Linked DNA regions of Homo sapiens: regions 1, 2 and 3 are each linked to region 4. A link is an interaction called in ENCODE POLR2A ChIA-PET data of the cell type or tissue named here. Cell type or tissue: GM12878. All regions are shown on one strand. Links, peaks and the distances in the headings refer to the core of each region. The heading gives the core; the rest is flanking DNA.

Region 1 (4,008 bases), core at 714-3,213, 240 kb before region 4:
TTTAGGTTGTATAATCATTAGTTTTATTTTCATCTCTGATTTTATATGGACATGTTTCAATGCATACAGACAGTTAATATTCTTTTCCTCCTAATTATCTATTATATATATCATCTTCAGTATCATCACCATTCAAAAAACTCTTTTATATGTTCTAGATAATGTGGCCTATTTTTTACGTTAGACTACCTGATAAGGTGTCAACTGAATTGGCTGCCTTTATCTACATTCTGAACCAAAATTTAATTCTAGAGTTTGTAGTCAGCGTTTTTCCAAATGTGTAAAACTGTAATCCTTCATAAAATGTCATATGTAAAAGAGTAAGCAATTCTGTGTGTACTAAAAGGTGAGAAAGTTATTACTTTAGCTTTCACTGGGAAGACTTAAAGTTTATCAAAAAGGATTATAGAAAGAACAGATTTATAGCAACTGTCTGATATATGACCAGAACCCTTATGTTCCACTGAAAGAGACTTGCCCTAGGCTTTCTAGAGCATAATGCCCTTAGCAAGTAGCTTTCAACATCTTTTTCAGGAAGCAATATTTTCCTTCAGTAAAAGGGTCACTGTACTGTTTTTCTTTTTCCTTCCCTGTCTTATCTTTTGAGTTCAGGAAGTACTTTAAATTTACAGGCAGCTTTGAAGACATGAAGCAAGTTCAGCCCCAGAAGTATTTCCTGTTATGGCATTAATCTAATTCCATGAAAGTAGAACTGATTTTTCATCTGTAAAGTAGATAAAGTGCCTAGAGCAGCCGACCATTATTCTGGGTTATCATGATAAAGAGGCTTAGTTTTGACACAAAAGAGTTTATCAGCCTACCCAGTGGAAGATTTCATCCTTTTTGTTGAAAGATATATTAATGGATTATAATCTGTCTTGGCTTCCAAAAGAAAGTTCACCTTTATATTGAAAATGATTAGTTAAATCAGCAAATATTTTCCTGAATATACATTTTATAATATACGATAAATCAAGCAAACATTCTAGGGATATCACATATAATTAAATATCTAATGTTAAATCATTTTATGTTATTTTAATGTTTAAATTATTGTCTCAATTTGAAATAATCACAGATTTTCCTTATAAACCAACTTGGTTTAATTTTAACATATAGACTAACATAATTTCTAGTAGGCATATATGCTTCATTTTAGAAGCCCCTGTTATTAGGTTATATAATTTCTCCTTACAACTTATAATGTAGAAATAGTTTTCTTATAATAAGGTATTTCTCTTAATAGTTAATAATTAAACTTAGTTGATTATTTTAAGTATATAGTACATACAAATAATATATAATTCAAAAGCTATAATATATTTTTCCTATCCCTATTTCCTGGTTCCTCTCTAAGCTAAGGCATTTAGACTAATCCTAGTGGCTTAGTATTGTTTAAATAATTTTTTATTTGAAAATTGATTCCATATTGGACATATTTACAATATTTCCTTGAATAATAATAGCTTACCACATAGTAATACATTACATATTTAGTTCTCTCAGTAGCCTTCTGAGTTAAATTCTGTTATCCATTTGAAAAATGCAGGAACTCAAGGTTAGAGAGGTTAAATAATTGGCTAAAATTCACCTGGCTGATAAGTGACAGATTTGGGCTGGAACTCAGGTCCTCTAATACCAGAGCCTATATTCATAGCCCATACTGTAGGATTATAGAAATAAGGTTATTCCCAGTTGTGCCTTTTATACTTGAAAAGAACAAAAGATTCCACTGAATGCTTATTTTACAATTAATAAATTAAGTTAGGCTTTATCATACCCTAATGAGATATCTTATTATTTGTTTAAAATAAATGATCTACCATTATGTTCATAAATAAAAATAAAGATATTGTTTTATTATAGATGTTAATGTTTTAAAACTTAGATCATCTAAACATGAAAAATCTCTGGCCTAGTCAAAGGCACACTGAGAACTAAACTTGGGATTGGAAAATTTGGAGTTTTCAAATGGCCCTACCAATTCAGCGCATAATTGTATATGCTTATCATTTTTCCAAAGAGGGTTGAATAGTATTCTTCCATTGTATATCTTAGGGAGGCATTATAAAGGTAATATGACATCAGATGTTAAACTTACTTATTTAACCAGCATTCATTGAGGCTGCCTACTATACGTATCCTGTGAAGCAATGTGACCAATACAAAGATGAAGAAAACATGGGTGCTGTCTTTAGTGAACTACCCATCTTCTAGGAAGAATAAGATCTATTGTAATATAAACAAGAGTGATGAGTCCTTAGTATATGTGAAGGTCTCCTCAGCTAAGTTCCAAAAAGTAACAAGCTAACTGTAATTTCACCACCTTAGTATTTTATGAACACCACCTTAGTTTTTATGAACTCAGGACCTTACCTCCACTTTATGAAAACACATATACACAAAGCAAGGAGTTTTAATAAGCACTTGAAAAGATGCTAATCTTAGCCATCAGACAGTGGCATAACCATGTGAGCTTTATCTTAACACCCACTAGGATGTCTATAATCAAGAAGACATAATACCAAGTGTTGACAAGGATGTGGAGAACTTGGAACCCTCATGCACCACTGGTGGAAATATTGGCAGTTCCTCAAAAGGCTAAACACAGAGTTACCATATGACCCAGCAATTCCACTTTTAGATATATACCAAAGAAAAATGAAAACCTGTGTTTACACAAAAATGTGTATATGAATGTTTATGGCAGCATTAATTATAATAGTCAAAAGGTAGAAATGACTGAAATGTTCATCAACTGCTGAATGGATAAATAAAATTAGATTGTTATTTTACATGAGACACAAAAATGAACTCAAAACAGATTAAAGATTTAAACATAAAACCTGAGACCTTAAAACTCAGAAGAAAACATATTAGAAAAGCTCCGTGACACTGGTCTTGCAATGACTTTTTATGTATGACACTAAAAGCACAGGCAGCAAAAGCAAAATTAAACAAAATTGTATCTATATCAAACCAAAAAGTTTCTGCACAGCAAAGGAGACAACAAAAGAAAAGGCAACTCACAGAATGGGAGAAAATATTTGTAAACCCCATATATGATAAAAGGTTAATTATCCAAAATATGTAAGGAACTCATACAACTCAATAGCAGAAAACCCGATTAAAAAATGAGCCCAGGACCTGAATAGACATTTTCCATAGAAGACATACAAATGACCCAGGTATATGAAAACATGTGCAGTGTCCCTAATCATCAAAGAAATACAAATCAAAAGACCACAGTGAAGCTGGGTTCAGTGGTGGTGGTGCGTACCTATAGTGCCAGCTACTTAGGAGACTGAGATAGGAGGATCAGTTGAGCCCAGGGGTTCAAGGCCAGCCTAGGCAACATAGGAAGACCCTATCTCTTTAAAAAAAGAAAAAAAAAATTACTCCCCCACCCCCACTTTCCTCTCCCTCACAATGAGATACTACCTTAAATTTGTGACTGTTATCAAAAAGTCAAAATCATGTGGAAAAAAGGGATCCCTTGTTAGCGGGAATGTAAATTGGCACAGAGATTATGAAAAACAATACGAAAGTTCCTTTAAAAACAGAACTACTATATAATCCAACAATCTCATTTTTGGATATAAATCTAAAGGAGATCGGCCGGGCATGGTGGCTCATGCCCGTAATCCCAGCACTGTGGAAGGCCGAAGTGGGCGGATCACTTGAGGACAGGAGTTGGAGACTGGCCTGGCCAACATGATGAAACCCCATCTGTACTAAAAATATAAAAATTAGCTGGGCGTGGTAGCACATGCCTGTAATCCCAGCTACTTGGGAAGCTGCGGCAGGAGAATCGCTCAAACCCAGGAGGTGGAGGTTGCAGCGAGCTGAGAACATGCCACTGCACTCCAGCCTGGGCGACAGAGTGAGACTCTATCTCTAAAGAAATAAATAAATAATTAAATAAACGGAAATGAAATCAGTATGTTGAAGAGATATTTGTACTCCCGTGTTCAGCTGCATTATTCACAATAGTCAAAATAGGGAAAT
Region 2 (4,008 bases), core at 1,031-3,530, 430 kb after region 4:
GGCAGGGAATCTGCCATTCCATGGGAAACATGCCCCCTTCAGACCTTCTACCCACAGAGCTCCATGCCACAGCTTGGCTACAGGCCAATCTCAAGCCCAGCTATAACCCAAAGTTTCTTATCACAGTCACCCCCAAACTCTAAACTTAGCCCCTGATCCTTCCCTAATCCTGCTCCTCAAGATGCTTATCCTCCAGCCAGCACAGGGGAAGGGGTCGATGCTGCTGAAGGGCCTCCCTTCTGCTTGGGCTGGCTATGCCTTCAGAGACAGGAACTGCTCTTAGGGGTGGGAGGCAGGGAGAGAGTCAGGCCCTGCCCTGGGAGGTTTCTGGGAGGAAAAAGCTACTGCTGTTCCAGCTCCCAAGCATGCCCAGGCCAGTCACCCACCCCCAAATGGCAGCCCGTCTGTGGCATGGGGTGGTAGGGACAGCCAAAGACAGGCTTGAGGCGAGACAGGCAAGGAGTTGTAGAGGAAGCAGAGGTGGAGGCAGGCCCTGCTGGGTGGGGAGCCACCGTGGAGGCCTGGCCTTAGCTCACTGATGAGAATTAGCTAAGCCTGGAAAGTTTTCTCTGTGGCACTGTACCTGGGGTCCAGACCTAGGGGGAAGGGGATGTGGAGGTTCAGGAGGGTCCAGGCTGGCTGTGCAGATGCCTCAGTGAGATTTAGGGGAGCCCCCACAGGCTTTCAGCTGAGGCAGGGCAGGTTGGCCCCAAGACCAGGTAGGAAAGTCTCCCCTCTTCCATTTTATGCTTTCCACACCCTCGCATCCTAGTCCTTCTCTTCTCTTTGGGGTCTGAAGGATCCAGGTGGGGTGGGGGATATGGGTTGGGGGTCCTACAGGAGAATTGCCTAGGCCAGGCCCTTGGGTGAGACCCTGGGTAGGTTAAGGGAACCCAGCAGTTTGGAGAGAGGGCCAGGCCCCCTTTAATCCTCACTTCCAGCCACACACAGCCCTGCCAACCAATCCTGGAAGAATCCAATCCTATGTCTGCAGCCTAGGCCCTCACCTGGCCTCTTCCGGCCAACCACATCCAGCTTTGCCCCCTGAGGCCTCACCTGGCCCCTCAGCTCTGGCCGGCACCCCGCAGTTGCTGGTCCAGCCTGCAGAGCTGGTGCAGGAAGCCTCGGTTGGGGAAGACCCATCGGTGCTGCCTCACGGTGATCACCGCCTGGCGCAGGGACAGCCGCTGGTGCAGCATGAGGTAGGCCAGGACCAGCGTGGCAGAGCGGCTCACGCCCACCACACAGTGCACCAGGACCTTGGCTGAGGAAGACATCCTGGTGAAAAACCCTGTCCCACACACCGGCCCACCCACGGGCTGGGATGGGGACCCAAGTTCCTTTCCTGACCCTGCCTTGGGTGCACTCTGTGATCCTGAGCAAGTCACTCAGCCTTTATGGACCTCAGTTTCCTGATCGGTAAAATGGGTAGATCAACACCTGTTCTGCCTACCCTTGGGATAGGGTCCGAATTTCTTTTTTCTTTTCTTTCTTTTCTTTTTTTTTTTTTTTTTTTTAGTAGAGACAAAGTCTCACTATGTTGCCCAGGCTGGTCTTGAACTCCTGAACTTAAGTGATTCTCCCACCTTGGCCTCCCAAAGTGTTGGGATTACAGGCGTGAGACACCGCTCCTGGCCTCCAAACCTTTTTAACACTTCAAGAGCTGGCCCCTGTCGCCTCATCTCAGATTGTCCCTCCCCCACCTTCAGCTCGAGAAACATGGAGGAACTTGCAGTTCCTTGAGGCTGCCATGGTTTCTGACCTCCAGCCTTACCACATGCTATTCCAAATACCTGCAAATTGTTTCCCCTGGTCTCGGTCTGACTAACTTCCACTACTCATCCACCAGGTTTTGGCTGAGACACGGCTTCCTCCACAGGCTTTCTTGACCGCTCAAAGTATTGCTTGAATCACAAAGCAGCTCATCTTTTTTGCATATTACCCATGGATACCTTTGTAGAGGGAAGTCCCCCCACCTTCCCGATCCTCTGGGCTTAGCACCCCCGCCGTGTGCTCCCAGAGCCCTCCACACTGGCCCACTCTTATGAGTAGCTCTCACTATACTATTCGCAATTTGGCTGTCTTTCCACCAGTTCCAAGAGGGCAGGGATCCTGCTTCTTAAAGTCTGGATTCCCAGTATTTAGCTCAGTGCCAGGCACGTAGTGGATACTCAGTAAATAGCTGGTGAATGAATGGATAAATAGCAAAAGAATGTCAAAGTGTGTTGGATACTAAAAAGTCATGTGAGCTGTAATCTTGTCATTCCTGTCACATAGATGAGGAAACTGAAGTCCAGAAAGGGACACTGGCTTGCCCAGGGTCACACAGTGAGGGACACAGCTGTCTTCTAGGATGGACACAAAGCCAGGACACCAGCCTCCCTGGGCTCCTATGCTGTATCCTGAGTATTTGAAGATATATTTCTTTTCTAGTTAAAAGTACTTTGGGGGCCGGGTGCGGTGGCTCATGCCTATAATCCCAGCACTTTGGGAGGCCGAGGCAGACAGATCACTTGAGGTTAGGAGTTCGAGACCAGCCTCGCCAACATGGTGAAACCCTGTCTCTGCTAAAATACAAAAATTAGCCGGGTATGGTGGCGGATGCCTGTAGTCCCAGCTACTTGGGAGGCTGAGACACGAAAATTGCTTGAAGCCCAGAGGCAGAGGTTGAACCCAGGAGGCGGAGGAGCAGAGATCGCGCCACTGCACTCCAGCTTGGGTAGCACTGAGACTCTGTCTCAGAAAAAAAAAAAAAAGGAGAAAAAAAGTACTTTGGGGCAGACATCTAGGTACCAAATGGTGCTTTCCCAAAGTTGAGTGTTGCAGAGAAAGAGCTGTTCTGCTGTTTGGGAGAAATGGCTTTCAGCCTCAGGGTTGCTCCTAACTCATGGCATGACCTTGTATTCCAGGCCTCAGTTTCCCCATCTGGGAAGGAATCGGGTTCGACAAAATGCTGGAGCACTAAGCAGAGGACTTTTTTTTGGCGGGGGGGGATGGAGTTTCGCCCTTTTGCCCAGGCTAGAGTGAAGTGGCATGATCTCGGCTCACTGCAACCTCCGCCCCCCATGTTCAAGCAATTCTCCTGCCTCAGCCTCCAGAGTAGCTGAGATTATAGGTGGGTGCCACCATGCCCGGCTAATATTTGTATTTTTAGTAGAGACGAGGTTTCACCGTGTTGGCCAGGCTGGTCTTGAACTCCTGACCTCAGGCGATCCACCCACCTCGGCCTCCCAAAGTGCTAGGATTACAAGCATGAGCCACCACACACGGCCTAAGCAGAGGATTTTTAAAAAGCAGGGATGGGAGGGCACTGATGACTGAGAGGAAATGAGGCATCCTCCCCATGAATGAGCAAGATGGGATATGGGCTTGGACCCCAAGTCCTACCCCCAGGCGTGTTGAGGGCACGGTGGATGAAGTCAGCCGCAGAGGAGAAGTAGGCACTGATGTCAAAATCAGGGAGGTCGTGGGCTGGCACCCCCAGGTAGCTCACACTGCTGCCGTAGAAGTCAGGGCCGCCCTGACAGTAGAGGCCCTTGTGGGCGGCGTTCAGCACGTGGGTGATGCCCAGCTTCCACAGCTCAAAGCGGTTGTTTGCCGTGGCCCTGGGGAGGGCAGGAAGGGCACTTGATGCCGGCCAAGCCATGGGACCAGGAGGGAGGCTGTGCCTGGCCCCCTGCTGCAGAGGGACCGAGCCATTAGGGTCCAAAGAGAGTCCAACCCCAGCAAGCTCCAAGTGGGGTCTGACTCCACAGCCCTATACCCAGAGCCCCGCACTTTCTGGTGGCTGAGCCGGCGGTGTGTGTGTCGGGGGATCTTTAGACCCTCTTTGCTTCCTCAATGCATCTGTCCCTGCCTTGGCCAGGACAGGAAGGAAGGGATTGCTTCAGCCCTGGAACCTGGCTGCCCCTCCCTTCTTGCCCCATGTCCTCCCACGCATATCCGTCCTCTACTGGCTACCACCTCATACCTGCTTCTAACCTACAAATGTTTAGAGGCAACACCTTC
Region 3 (4,008 bases), core at 607-3,106, 290 kb after region 4:
TAATAAGTATGTAGAACTCCATAGTATAGAGCAGGGATTACAAACCTGGCAACTATGGGTCACAGATATGCTTTGTTGGTACAATATTTTTACAAGTTTGAATCTGAGTCCTCTGGGTGGTGCGTGTGTGCTCCAGTTTGCCACAATCTCACTACTCCCTGCTGTCTTACGTTCCAATTTGCTTCAGTCACATACATTATACAATCTAGGTCCTTCCTGGAGGTATTTGATTTTCCAACCCTCTATATAAATGAACTCTAATTTATTTAACCAGTCCCTTAGGGTGGATATTACAAATGTTTCCAATTTTTTCCATCCACAATTATTTCCTTGAAATAAATTCCTAGAGGAGGAACTGTTGGATCAAAGGCTAGATACATGAAAGGCTGTATCAGTTTTCAGGCTGTCCAGCAGTATAGAAGGATACCTATTTTCCTGTATTGTGACCAGTACTCACCGTTACTATATCTCCTTGAGTCTAAGACACATTTTTTTAATGTTTTAATATTTTTGAAGTCAGATGCATCATACAGTATCTTAGATTTGATTAGAGTATTATTATTTTTAAAATTTTACCAGTTTGATAATAGAAATATGTCTGATTATTTCTTTTTAAGTAGTCAGATTGAACATTTCTTGTGTTTTATTCTTGGCTGTTTGTATATCATCTTTTCTAAAGTACCTCTTTTTATCCATTAATCATTTTTCTCTTGGGATTTTTACCTTTTTCTTCCTGATTTGCAGAAGCTCTTTTTTTGTGTGTAGTCATATTCATGAATCTTTTTATTTATGGCTTCAGTTTTAAATGTCAGTCATGCTTAGATTATATAAATATCCACATATCTTTCCTGGTACTTATAACATTTTATTTTTTCATATTACAATATTCATCTGTCTAGAATTTATTCTTGTAAAGGATAGGAAATAATTCCTCTTCCAGATAGATAGCTATTTGTTCTATCATGCTTATTGAATCATTTCATCCTTTCTCCACTGATTTAAAATATGACCTTTTGATATGCTAAACTTTTCTGTAGGCTTTGGTTGTTCTGGTCTTTCCATTCTTATCCATTGACCTATTTCTCTATGCTAGATGTATAGTTTGAATCATTGTAGTTCTGCAGTACTCAAAACTTTTATTTAAATTTTAAAATTATATTTTATACTGATAATTTTTTTTTAGTGTTGGAACTTTCCAGAAAGAGATGATAAGACAATTTTTTTTTCTTCTAGAAATTCCAAAAATGGACTGATTTGAAAATGTCTCCCTCAAATCAAAAGATATAATATCTGACAGGGGCGAGTTTTCATGTGTGTTTATGTGTTGGTGAGAGGCTTAATGACATGTTGGGAACAGCTTCATGGAAGGATTCTGAGAGAGGGGCCACCTCTGCCCTCACCACCTTCACTCCAGGGAAATTGACCTTAGTGATGGCTTCCTAAGGAAAATGACAAAGGGAATGACGCATTTTTTGGAGTAAAGTTCAGCATACAGGCATCCTTGAGCAGCTTATTACAGCTACAACTTATATTTAATATCTTCTCTTAAAATGAAACATTAAAATATTTTTCTCATATATATATTAATTCAGGGATGTGGATTTGCCAAGTCTGCAGACCAAAGAAAAAGGGAAGAAAACTACTTCATGAGAAAGCTGCACAAATAAAACGACGATATGCAAAACCCATTGGACGACCGAAAAATAAATTAAAGCAACGATTGTTGTAGGTTGAGATCTTATCAAAAGAAATCATTTATGTTTTGCTTTAAAATATAGGTGATTGTTATTCTCTCAGATTCCTTTAGGGGTTTTTTGGCATCATTTTTTCAAACTCAAGGGTTGAAAAATACTTTTCCTTTTGCATAAGCTGTGGAAATTTTTTGAAAATAACATTTTTAATTACCATTGGCATTTTGGGGTCTTCTGTTGGCAGTAGCTGTGATACTAAGTGACATTTTTCAAGCAGCAGGATGGAAGCAGAATGTAAGAATTGGAAACAGTCATTCAGCCTACTTTATTACTGGCTGAGCATTAGAGCTTAATTATGTAAATATTTTCATAGGAATTTTAAAACGAGAGGGATTTGTCCATGTCTATAGCAAATCTCTTTTGTCACTCCAGATAACATTTTAGAAAAATACCTCTCTCTTCTGATAGTAATGTAGCATTACCACTTTTTAAGATCTCTTTTATGAAATAGGAGCTTCTGAAAAACCTGCAGATGACCACTTACCTCTGAAGAGTTAGACAGAACTATTTGACAACTGCACTAGTGCAGACATATATATAAAATAATATATTCGCAGTGGCCTGGAAATCTACTATGATAACCCCATTTTCACTATCTTGTTGCTGTATAATTGCCATTAAAGCCCAGTAGAGCATTTAGCAGGAGTTAGTTGGAAAAGCAGAGAAAAGATAAGAGGTGAAATGAATTTATTTTAACCTGTGTAGAGTATAGATTTGACTATCAGCATTAAGGTGTTTACGAATGGGATCAGTAGACTTGCACATCTATAGCAGTTCTACCAACAGACTACCACCATCTTTTCAGGCTTAGTGAAAGGGTCATTGTGATGGAGAAAGAATACATGCTCTGCACACACCTTGAACAGACTCCAAGAATCTCACTCCCTTGCTTACTCCTTTTCCCCTAATTTTATCTGAAGCTGCTCTCACTATCTTATTTGCTCTCAGAAAAATAGTATTCTCCCGCACCTTTATCTCCTAAGAAGAAGTAAGAAATGCAGGCTCCTTTCTAGAGTTTTCTATGAAACTTTGCAAAAACCCTTTAACCAGTAGACATTTTCAATAGATTTTGAAAAAATTTCTAGAGGCAAACATGAAACATTTATGAATAAAATCTTTCATGGTAGTATCATTTGAAGTAGAAATTATATGTTTTTGCATTCATCCTGTGTAAGCATTGTTCCCAACATGGGTCCATATCCTCAGGGCCCAATTAAAAAAACCAAATTAGGATATAAACTTTCTAAACAGAGGACACAGCTGAAAATTGCATCTGGCACCAATCCTAACTTTTTGTTTGTCCAAAATTGTCCTTTGAGCTTAGGAATTTTTAAGACAGTCTAGGGAGTTTTCCTTTTTACATGCTTTATAAGCATATTATCCTTTCTGGGCAATCGATTCCAGATACAATCCAAATGCAGCTTTCTGATGTGAAACATTTTTGCCTGGATGAGTTCCTTGTTGGTAACTCTCACTGTGTCTCTAGTGACACTAGAGATCTCTAGCGTTCACCTGACTTGGCTGAATTGGTGGTGCCAGGCAGAGTCCCTGGCAGTAGAGCCACCTCAGATGAGCCTGGTAGCTGCACCTACCTCCCCTTCAACTAACAGCTGAAATCTGGTCATTAAATCTTTGTATACAAGATGATCACTAAAATATACTCTTGTATTTGTAATTACTTAAGATATTTTTATAATTCAGTATTGTATCTTTTTAAGGCTTTCATTTTGTCATTATTCACCTTTAGCTAAATTGATCATTTTGAAAGTACATTCTTGGGCCCCAGCATTGTCATAATTCATCTGCAAATGTTTCTCTATTGTATAAAACTCTGCTACAAAATGGGTAGCTTCGCAAACCCTAGCCTGAGGTGAAGACAGTCGGCCGCTGTTCATGTAAGCAGCTGTGTTAGCGAGTGACCTCTAGTTTCTAGAACTACTCAACAGTATGGGCAGAACCAGGGTACAAAGATTCTGACGCCAAGTGTCTGATAATGACCATGGTAAATGTGCCGCTTCTTCACCAGACTCTCCATGTCATGTCTGACCCGCTGTAGCTTTTCTTTAATCATTTCTTCAGTTTTTTGCTATTGTTGTCCTTTTTTCAGCAATATTTTATGCTGTAGTTAATTGTCTTCTCTCCTAAGAGAGTATTATTGGTTATCTTACCATCCTAAGCACAAACTGCTGAGAGGAAGAGGATGTCTTTTTATGTTTTCTTAAAAAAAAGTACAAATTTATAGCCATATCCAAACTCT
Region 4 (4,008 bases), core at 975-3,474:
TTTTCATTTGGAACCCTCTTTGTCACTGCCATAGTAACAAATGGAAACATTGAGAACATTTTGTGACAGGCACTGTCATTGTTCCCAGTGAAATCTCTTCCCCTGTGTCTTCCCAGTAAATGAAACTGAGAAGAAAAATCATAACAAATAACATGAAAGAGGACCTAATCAATATGTTCCCACTGGGCTGTCAATACCAGCCTGTGTTAATCTAATATGATTTAGTCATATGTTTTATGGCAGCTGTGGGAATATGGACAGGACCTACAAATCATCTTTAGACTGAAAGTGAGTACACCTTTGACAGATTATGTGTAGGCACTTATATACAACTCTCAGATAAAAGACTAGAGACTTCACCCAAGAACCAACATTCTTAGAATTAAAAAAAAAAAAAAACACCTTCATTAAGTATGGTTAAAAGCCACGTATAGATTAGAAGATTTTACTTTGTTGGTTTTTTTTGTTTTGTTTTCGTTTTTGTTTTGAGATGGAGTCTTGCTCTGTCGCCCAGGCTGGAGTGCAGTGACAGAATCTCGGCTCACTACAACCTCTGCCTTTCAGGTTCAAGTGATTCTCCTGCCTCAGCCTCCCAAATAGCTAGAATTACAGGCATCCGCCATCACGCCTGGCTAATTTTTGTATTTTTAGTAGAGATGGAGTTTTGCCATGTTGGCCAGGCTGGTCTCGAACTCCTGACCTCAGGTGATCCACCTGCCTCAGCCTCCCAAAGTGCTGGATTTACAGGTATGAGCCACTGCACCTGGCCAGAATATTTTATTTGGAATGATAATAAAGTAACTGTGCTGACTCATAATACTTTTTTTGGAGGGGGAGATGGGGTCTCACTCTGTCACCTAGGCTGGAGTGCAACAGCACAATCATAGCTCACTGCAGCCTCAAACTCCTGGGCTCAAGCCATCCTCCCACCTCAGTCTCCCGAGTAGCTGGGACTACAGGGTTTTTAAAAAATGTTTTTGTAGAGACAGAGTCTCACTCTGTTACCCAGTCTGGTCTTAAACTCTTGGCCTCAAGCAGTCCTCCTGCCTAGGACTCCCAAAGTGCTGGATTACAATTGATTAAAATGACAATTCATTTGGGATTACAGACATGAGCCACCACCCCCAGCCAGAATACTCTTTATTTTAAAAATCCTCACAACAGCTTCAGCAGAGAAAATGTATTACCCTTAAAAATATTACCTATAATATGCAAATGACTCTGAAAACCACTCAGCAATCACAATGCAAATAATTCTCCTATTTCCCATCTAATAAAAAGGAACACTAATTACATTCTCTAGGCTGGGAGCAGTGGCTCACACCTGTAATCCCAGCACTTTGGGAGGCCAAGGCAGGTGGACAGCTTGAGCTCGGCAGTTCAAGACCAGCCTGGACAACGTGGCAAAACCCCATTTCTACCAAAAATAAAAAAATTAGCTGGGCATGGTGGCATAAGCCTGTGGTTCCAGCTACTCCGGAGGCTGAGGTGGGAGGATTGCTGGAGCCTGGGAGGTCGAAGCTGCAGTGAGCTGTGATTGCACCCCTGCACTCCAGGCTGGGTGACAGAGCAAGACCCTGTCTCAAAAACAAACAAAAAACAATTTCATTCTCTAATTCATGTTTAGAAAAGAACATTGGTTTACAAAAAATTTTTAAAGAGTTTTTTCAGAACAAGGATGCCACTTCCTCTTCATGTGGCACCTATCTATACTTCTGAGAACCATGAAGACTCTCTAATTATCTTCATATTTTCTATCCTCACCTTGTTTCTTTGGTCCCAAACATTTATAGCTTCCTTCCCCATTCTTCTTAATTGCTGCTTCATTGTGCTATGCATAGAAGTGGTGCAGAATTCTTGGGATTTGTTTTTTCTACACTACCCCCTTCCTTTGCTCTCCATCTCAGAAGACTAGAAGACAACTTGGTAAGTGTTGAATATATTGTTTCTCAGACTTCTTCACTCAAAAACCAAAACCTTCATATGACCCACATCTGCTGAGGATTTACTTGATGGTGACCAAGATGACAGCTGCCCACTGCTAAACAACCCAATGTCAACAACTCTTTTTCTTGTCTTTCTGCTCTAATGGGACATCTTCTCTGTTTTATTTCTTGAACAGAAATTTTTCTTAAAACCATCAAATGAACAGTGAAATTGGCTTGGTCATTAGGAATATGAAACAGACCAGGCATGGTGGCTCACACCTGTAATCCCAACACTTTGGGAGGCAGAGGCAGGAGGATCACATGAGGCCGGGATTTCAAGACCAGCCTGCACAGCACAGTGAGACCCCAGTCTCTACAAAAAAAAAAAAAAAAAAAAAAAAAAATAGCCAGGCAGGGTGGCATGTGCCTGTAGTCCCAACTACTCAAGAAGCTGAGGTGGGAGGATAGCTTGAGCCCAAAAGGTTGAGGCTGCAGTGAGCTGAGGTCACGCCACTGCACTACAGTCTGGGCAACAGGGGGAGACCCTGTCTCTACAAAAAAAAAAAAAAAAAGGATATGAAACATTCACCACAGATAGTAGTTCAGGTTCATGCAACAGAAAGCAAGAGAGAGCTATACCCTTGCACAGTGATAGGATGCTTTATTACATGCCACACTAGTGTTATACATCCAGAGTCTTAGTCAAGCTGAAGCTAGACCAGCACCAAATTTCATAAACACTGTCTATGATTATTTGAGCCTTCGTTAGTTAAAAAAATGTAAAGATTATCCTCTCCAGCCATGATTTAAAAAAAGAGAGAGAGAAATCACTTTGTTCATGTGAAATACAGGATGATTTTAGAGTGAAGCCTGTAATTTCTCATCAACGCAAATGTTCCCTCAAAGACCTAATATCCTGAATGGCCTTCATCTAGAAGCAATTGTAAATAGATAATGGAATTGAAAGGAGTTTATCTTCTGGGAATGTGGATAAGACACAGACAGTCTGAACCATGTAGGCTATCAGACTCCAAAGCTCAGATGTGAAACTTAGGTTTCTTATATTTGATGATTATTGAGAAATATTTATTCTAAGAAAATGATGTTGATATGGAAATTTTTATTTAGTTGCAGAGGTCCACAGGAAATGTAGTAAGTAAAATTTCTGAAGTTCATTTTCTTAAACAGAATTGTGACATAACAAAATATATGTGTGTTAGTTCCCTGACCTAGAATATTGGTGAGCCAATTGGAAGTAATTTGAATCCTAAAATTCTCTCAGCTGCTATTAAATGAATCTGGTCAATTTTACCTGTCTGATACATCCAACATGTATCAGTTAGCTTTTACTGCATAACTAACCACTTTCAAAACCTAGTTACCTAAAATAACAACTCATTTATTTAGCTCCACAAATCTGTGGGTTGACAGCTGGGCCTGTGCTTACCTGGACAGTTCCTCTGGCCTTAGAGTGTTGAGAGATTAAGTAATTTGCCCAAGGTCATATTGAAAGCTAAGATTCAAACTCAAAATTTGGCCTCAAAGTTCTTAGCCCTAGCCATTTTGCTATACTCCCTTTTATTACTACAACATCTTAGCTTCCTCTCTAAAGGAGGAGAAATAGCCAAAGTGGTTTTATAAACACTGGTCTGTCGACTGGTACCAGTCTATGACATAAGAGTTTTCATCAGTCAGTATCAAAATGTAAAAAGGCAGGGGCAAGAAAGTAAATTTCCATAAAACTAAATGTATTCAGTTTTAAATCTTGCCCTTCCTACTTTGAGGGAGTTCAGTTTTCTTTCTTTATGAATAATGTTGGTAATAGTGGATTTTTTAAAAATGTTCTTATCTAGCAGAATTAAAGTTTGCCAGCTCTGTGTTTATCCCTAAAATCTTTTGGGCAAGTTTCAATGTTCTGTGAAATCCCAAAGTCTGGGATTCACTGATCAACCATATTTTTTCATAAATTCTACAAAATTATTTGGCCTTTTTTTTTTAATGCCAGTAAAAAATTACTGATGACGTGAATGCCATTCATGTTGGGCTTTTCTAATATCTGGCCCACTTCTTCATATAAAGA

Evidence for each region. Peaks named below come from ENCODE experiments on the same cell type or tissue, not always from the same donor. Only the 100,000 strongest peaks of a DNase experiment are listed, where the experiment ranks them.
Region 1: POLR2A ChIA-PET joins it to region 4 with 6 read pairs; 3 of 35 experiments call an interaction of 5 or more read pairs at or near these places.
Region 2: POLR2A ChIA-PET joins it to region 4 with 7 read pairs; 2 of 35 experiments call an interaction of 5 or more read pairs at or near these places.
Region 3: POLR2A ChIA-PET joins it to region 4 with 9 read pairs; 2 of 35 experiments call an interaction of 5 or more read pairs at or near these places.

What each region holds. Positions count from the first base shown.
Region 1 is chr10:74,438,748-74,442,755 of GRCh38, forward strand. All of the region lies in intron 6 of ADK (adenosine kinase), which reads left to right. Among named protein-coding and RNA genes, the nearest start is that of ADK-AS1, 89 kb to the right of the region's middle. In GM12878, for the core only: no CTCF peak of the experiment used is centred there; no DNase peak of the experiment used is centred there.
Region 2 is chr10:75,104,605-75,108,612 of GRCh38, forward strand. DUSP13A (dual specificity phosphatase 13A) reads right to left here. Exons shown (of 3, transcript NM_001007271.3): 2 at 3,388-3,605; 3 at 1,065-1,264. The coding sequence ends at 1,065. It also overlaps a transcript of DUSP13B not described here and a transcript of SAMD8 not described here. Among named protein-coding and RNA genes, the nearest start is that of DUSP13A, 2.5 kb to the right of the region's middle. RefSeq lists enhancers at 1-527, 1,373-2,216, 1,938-1,987. In GM12878, for the core only: no CTCF peak of the experiment used is centred there; no DNase peak of the experiment used is centred there.
Region 3 is chr10:74,970,915-74,974,922 of GRCh38, forward strand. KAT6B (lysine acetyltransferase 6B) reads left to right here. Exons shown (of 18, transcript NM_012330.4): 7 at 1,593-1,725. Among named protein-coding and RNA genes, the nearest start is that of SNORD172, 49 kb to the right of the region's middle. In GM12878, for the core only: no CTCF peak of the experiment used is centred there; no DNase peak of the experiment used is centred there.
Region 4 is chr10:74,675,661-74,679,668 of GRCh38, forward strand. The region is part of intron 10 of ADK (adenosine kinase); the gene reads left to right. Among named protein-coding and RNA genes, the nearest start is that of ADK-AS1, 150 kb to the left of the region's middle. In GM12878, for the core only: no CTCF peak of the experiment used is centred there; a DNase peak (open chromatin) is centred at 2,531; H3K27ac peaks cover 1,537 bases.